Linked DNA regions of Homo sapiens: region 2 is linked to region 1. A link is an interaction called in ENCODE POLR2A ChIA-PET data of the cell type or tissue named here. Cell type or tissue: IMR-90. All regions are shown on one strand. Each heading gives the region's core, and the rest is flanking DNA. Links, peaks and the distances in the headings are about the cores only.

The links. ChIA-PET counts read pairs that join two places held together with the same protein. Peaks named below come from ENCODE experiments on the same cell type or tissue, not always from the same donor. Only the 100,000 strongest peaks of a DNase experiment are listed, where the experiment ranks them.
Region 2: POLR2A ChIA-PET joins it to region 1 with 10 read pairs; 2 of 35 experiments call an interaction of 5 or more read pairs at or near these places.

What each region holds. Positions count from the first base shown.
Region 1 is chr1:150,969,864-150,972,772 of GRCh38, reverse strand. All of the region lies in intron 1 of CERS2 (ceramide synthase 2), which reads left to right. Among named protein-coding and RNA genes, the nearest start is that of CERS2, 3.5 kb to the left of the region's middle. In IMR-90, for the core only: a CTCF peak has its summit at 453; a DNase peak (open chromatin) is centred at 1,412; H3K4me3 peaks cover 345 bases; H3K27ac peaks cover 1,956 bases.
Region 2 is chr1:150,771,744-150,774,652 of GRCh38, reverse strand. No RefSeq gene overlaps it. Among named protein-coding and RNA genes, the nearest start is that of CTSS, 7.4 kb to the right of the region's middle. In IMR-90, for the core only: no CTCF peak of the experiment used is centred there; no DNase peak of the experiment used is centred there.

The DNA of each region.
Region 1 (2,909 bases), core at 410-2,909:
GCCAGTTAAATCCCTGCTCTTCTGGCCCCTCTCCAGCCTGTGCCTCAGAAAGTGGCATCTGTGCCTCCAAGGCAGGTGTGTGTGAGAGAGAGCGTAGACAGATACCATGTCTCTTCATGTGTATGGGGGAGTGAAGTCTGGGTGGAAAAGTGTTTCTAGATGTGATTTTCTCCATAAGAAGTCAAGTAACTGCCCTGAAGGCCCAGGGGGCCTGGAAAAACAGGGTTGTCTCCTTACCGTGTGTACACTTCAGCTTTTCTTGCCCCAGCCTCTTGTTTATGGGGTCTTGCTTGGATCTGTGTGCTGGTGCTAAGAGGCCTCCCCAGTACTGCCACAGGGACCCAACTCTTTGGTTCTGTGGGGATGTGTAAGTGAGGCCGGCCAGGCCCCAGCTGTCCTCCCCTCTCTTCATGTTGAGTCAGAGGTCCTGACCCTGCTGAATCTGGGGCCTCCCTGCTGGGGAGATGGGGGTAGTGCCTCTCTGCTAATGGAGGTGCAGGACCACCAGGGAGGGCTGTGGTCATGGGAAGCCTGCAACCTCAGTGTAAAAGCCCCCATTAATCTGCATTTCCCAAGTCTTCCACTCTCCCTGCTTGGAGTGGAAGAGGACAGGCGCTATCTCATCTTGGGGATGAGGAAGTTGCACTGCCCAGGTGTCTGTCCTTGACCATGCTCTAGTGCCTACTTTGCCTGCCCCCCACCCCCTGTTTTGCAGGCATGAGACATTCCTGGGCCCCAGGAGTCCAGCAGGGGCTCCACCCTCCCTCTGCGACTCCAGCCTGCCGCCTGACTAGAGAAACATCCCTGCCAGTTTTCACAGACCTGGTTGGGGATGGGATCTGAAGTCTAGGACTGCCAGGGCAACATGGTACCTTTGGCTTTACATTTCCCTGGAGAAGTTGGGCTCCAAGAGACAGCAGTCAGGTGACTGGGTCAGGCTGATTTCTCGCTTCCAATCAGGCTGAGCAAAAAAGTGGGAAGAGGGGGCCATGTGCACACATCAAAGTGTTCCGCATTGTCCCTTCTCTGTGCATTTTCTACCCTTGTCCCTTCTTTATTCAATTTTCTACAACTTTTCTCTAGGAAAAAAGTGTGTGTTTGTGTGGGGAAAGTTCCACTGTGGATAATTACATTTAATTTTGTTCAGTTCAGAAGGCTTCCATCTGTTTAATTAAATATTTATTCTGGCTGAGGTGGAGGGGGCAGGGGCAGTGTCTGGAATGTGTGTGTGTGATTTGGGGGAGGAGGAGGGGAGAAGGTGGAGCTGAAGCTCCTTTACTGGCAGTGCTGACCTCTGATTTCATCCGAGAGAGCAGTGACCAGGAGTGGGGACAAGGGGGTAAAGTCCTTGAGCTGGAATACTGACCCGTGACAGGCTGAGGGATTTCGCAAGGGCTACAGTGGTGGGTGGGGGTGGAGCGGGAGCTGTCAGAGCAGCAGCAGGACCAGCCCAGCCCAGCTGTGGTCTCAGGCTCTGTCTTCAGTCAGTGGCACCAACTAGTCTCCAGGTCACTGTGGATAACAATTTCACCACTCTCTTTTCTTCCTGTCTCTGCTTTCACTTTCTGGGCCAGCCTAAATCCCACCGCCTCATCTCCTTCCCAGGAGAACAAGGGGTGGGGAGCCTGGAAAAGACTGTCATGGTCATCCTGCTGCGGCTTCTTGCTGAGTCCTAGGATTGCCAGGTGTTTGCTGGACCCAGCATCCCTGGCTCTCCTGGACCATCTTGCCATTCCTCTCAGCTTCAAGCAGCTGCTCTTCCCTCATGAGCCACACACGTCTGACCGTTCCCTCCCTCCTCTGGGTATCCAAGTGGTCACTCCCACCATGTTGTTCGTCTTTCAGTTGGGGGAGGAGGTTTACATAGCGGCTCTTTCCTAGACTGAGAGGGTATGGGTGTTCCCCTGCAGACTAGGATTCTGTTTTCTGGATGAGCATTTATACGAAATAGCTCTGACCAGGCACCGTGGCTCATGCCTGTAATCCCAGCACTTTGGGAGGCCAAGGCTGGCAGGTTGCTTGAGCCCAGGAGTTCAAGACCAGTCTGGGCAACATGGCAAAACCCTGTTTCTACCAAAAAAAAAATTCAAAAATTAGCCAGATGTGGTGTGTGCTACTTGGTAGTGCATGCTACTCATAGCCCCAGGCACTCGGGAGGCTGAGGCAGGAGGGGAGGATGGCTTGAACCTGGGAGGTGGAGGTTGCAGTGAGCTGTGATTGTACCACTGCACTCCAGCTTGGGTGACAGAGGAAGACCCTGTCTCAAAAGAAAATAAAAGAATAGCTCTTAATTCCATCAGATGTATTGGTCCGCTCTCTTGGTTCCCTGCCCCACAATCCCTGACTCTTTGCAGCCCTACCTTCACTTTTCTTTCTGAAGAGTTATACATAGGGTCCTTCTGCCTTGTGTGTAGGGACTAGATGGCTTGGCATGGAGTGTCAACCTTGTGTGCAGTAGTTCGATGTCCAGTGATTGTGGAGCTCAGTGTCATTTGGGGACATAATTTTGCTTTACCTTGGCTTTTTTTTTTTTTTTTTTTTTTTTGAGACAGAGTCTCACTGTGTTACCCAGGCTGGAGTGCAGTGGCAAGAGCATGGCTCACTGCAACCTTCACCTCCCAGGCTCAAGTGATCCTCCCACCTCAGCCTCCTGAGTAGCTGGGATTACAGGCATGTGCCACCACATCCAGCTAATTTTTGTATTTTTTGTAGAGATGGGGTTTCACCGTGTTGCCCAGGCTGGTCTCAAACTCCTGAGCTCAAGTGATCAGCCTGCCTTGGTCTCCCAAAGTGCTGGGATTTCAGGCGTGAGCTACTGCCCAGCCTACCCTGTCTCTTAATTTTTCTTTAGGGACTTGCTACTCAGATGGGTTGTAGGTTGTAGGGAAGGGGAAGAAGGGTTTGCCTCA
Region 2 (2,909 bases), core at 212-2,711, 200 kb after region 1:
TTTTCTTTTTTTTTTTTGAGACGGAGTCTCGCTCGCGCCCAGGCTGGAGTGCAGTGGTGCGATCCCGGCTCACTGCAAGCTCCGCCTCCCAGGCTCACGCCATTCTCCTGCCTCAGCCTCCCGAGTAGCTGGGACTACAGGCACCCGCTACCATGCCCGGCTAATTTTTTTGTATTTTTAGTAGAGACGGGGTTTCACCATGTTAGCCAGGATGGTCTTAATCTCCTGACCTCGTGATCCGCTCACCTCAGCCTCCCAAAGTGCTAGGATTACAGGCGTGAGCCACCGCGCCGGCCTCTTCTTTTCTAATATATGCATTAAAAAGTTATAAATTTCTTTCTAAGCACTGGTTTAGCTGGATCTCACACATTTTTATATGTCATTTTTAAAAATTATTGCTCAGTTCAAAATATTTTCTAATTGCCATTATGATTTCTTCTTCTTAATAACCATGGTTATTAAGAAGTATATCACTTAAATGGGAGGTTTTCTAATTACATTTTTGTTATTGGGCCTAGCTTAATCTCACTGTGGTCAGAGAACATACTCTAAATGACTTGAATATTTTATGGCCCAGCACATACAGAGTCAATTTTGTTAAATATTCTATGTGCCCTTCAAAATAAATATTCTGAGGCCAGTGCAGTGGCTTGGGGCTGGGGTCCCAGCTACATGGGAGGCTGAGCTGGGAGGATCACTTGGGCCCAGCAGTTCAAAGCTGCCGTGAGCCGTGATCCTGCCTCTGCTCTCCAGCCTGGGTGAAAAAAAAAGAAAAAAAAAAAAAAAGGATTCTGTTGTTGAGGACAGGCTCTAGATATCTTAATTAGGACAAGTTCATTAATCGCATTATTCGAATCTTCTATATCGCTATTAATTTATTCCATTTGCTTATTCTACAAGCTATTGAAAGAGGTATCTCAAAGCCTCCCATTATGATTGCAGATTTTATCTATTTTTCCTTTTAGCTCTGGCAATCTTTGCTTTATGGGACTCTGAGGCCATGTTTTGAGGAGCATACAGATTTAAGATTATAATCTCTTCCTGGCGGGTCCCTTTATCATTTATTTCTTTATCATTATGAAAGTTCCCTCTTTAGCCTCATAATGCTTCTTGCTTTAAAGTCTACTCTGACTGATATTTGAATAATTATACCCACATTTTGCTGTTGCTTGCGTTTGTGTGATCTAGCTTTTAGCTTCCTATTATTGTCAACCTTTCTGTGTTTTTGTATTAAAGATGTTTTTCTTGGCCAGGCATGGTGGCTCATGCCTGTAATCCCAGCACTTTAGGAGGCTGAGGTGGGTGGATCACCCGAGGTCAGGAGTTTGAGACCAGCCTGGCCAACATGGCGAAACCCCGTCTCTACTAAAAATACAAAAACTAGCCAGGCATGGTGGCATGCCTGTAATCCCAGCTACTCAGGAAGCTGAGAATCACTTGAACCCAGGAGGAAGAGTTTGCTGTGAGCCAAGATCATGCCACTGCACTCCAGCCTAGGCGACAGAGCAAGGCTCTGTCTCAAAAAAAAAAAATAAATAAATAAAAATAAAAAATGCCAGGAGCGCGGCTGGGCGCGGTGGCTCACGCCTGTAATCCCAGCACTTTGGGAGGCCGAGGCGGGCGGATCACGAGGTCAGGAGATCGAGACCATCCTGGCTAACATGGTGAAACCCTGTCTCTACTAAAAATACAAAAAATTAGCCAGGCGTGTGGCAGGCGCCTGTAGTCCCAGCTACTTGGGAGGCTGAGGCAGGAGAATGGCATGAACCCAGGAGGCAGAGCTTGCAGTGATCTGAGATCACGCCACTGCACTCCAGCCTGGGTGACAGAGCGAGACTCTGTCTCAAAAAAAAAAAAAAAAAAAAAAAATGCCAGGAGCATTAGTATTTCAAATGAATATCCTAAATGGTAGCACTTGCTCATAACCATCTATCTTAATCCTGAGTACTTTATTAGAAACTTGTTCTGCAAAAGGAACGGACTCAGGAATAATTAGTTGGAACTGTAAAATCTTACCATCTCATGGAGCGATATTATAATTACATTCTATTGCTGGTGTCTTCCACTGTTTAGTTGCCACTAAGTCAGCATTTCCGTACTTATGCATAGGGAAAGTGAGCCATGGGCATGTTAAATCACTTGTTCCAGGCCTTATAACCAATAGATGGCAGAACCAAGACATATGCAAAAGCTTTTAAGCTTTTTACTCAGCCCACGTCCTGACAACAGAAAATACAATAGCAGTTAATATGTCACTTGTTCTTTTTCTCACAAAAGGTAATTCATCTCTATTCTCCCTGCCTTCCATAAGTAAAATTTTGGTTTCTTCTACGACCTACATATTAACCAGGGGTCATGTATATCAGACAAATAAACACAGTCTCTGCTTACTTACTGAGTCCAAAGGCAGGCTGGGAAGAAGTGAGTATGTCCCTGAGAGCCCTGTTTCATTTTGGGATCAACTCAATTTAGTTTCTTGGTAAATCTGGAATTAATTTATGGATTTAGAAATAAACAAAGGAAGACATTTAGATGGCCGCTGCCGTCCTGAATCCGGTTTAGAGTACCACTAGAAAACACAATTAACCCCAAAATTTTTTCCCACTTGGTAGAGGATTACCGGAAACAGGTAGAGACATAATTTCATACACAATTCCATGTAGGCAATACCCAGGAATGGAGACAGAAGGTGTGCTGTTGCCTAATCACCACGTTTATGCTCTGTACTGAGTGTAGATTTATAGACCTCGTCAGACAGAGAAACAATGACTGGAAAAATACATGGTCCCTTGTAAAAGCAGTTGTCTACCATTTAATCTTGATGGAAAGAAATTTGTTCCTATGCTAATTTCTCATTAAGGAAATTGAACTGTCTATTTCTATGGATAGAAATACATATAGAGGTATCA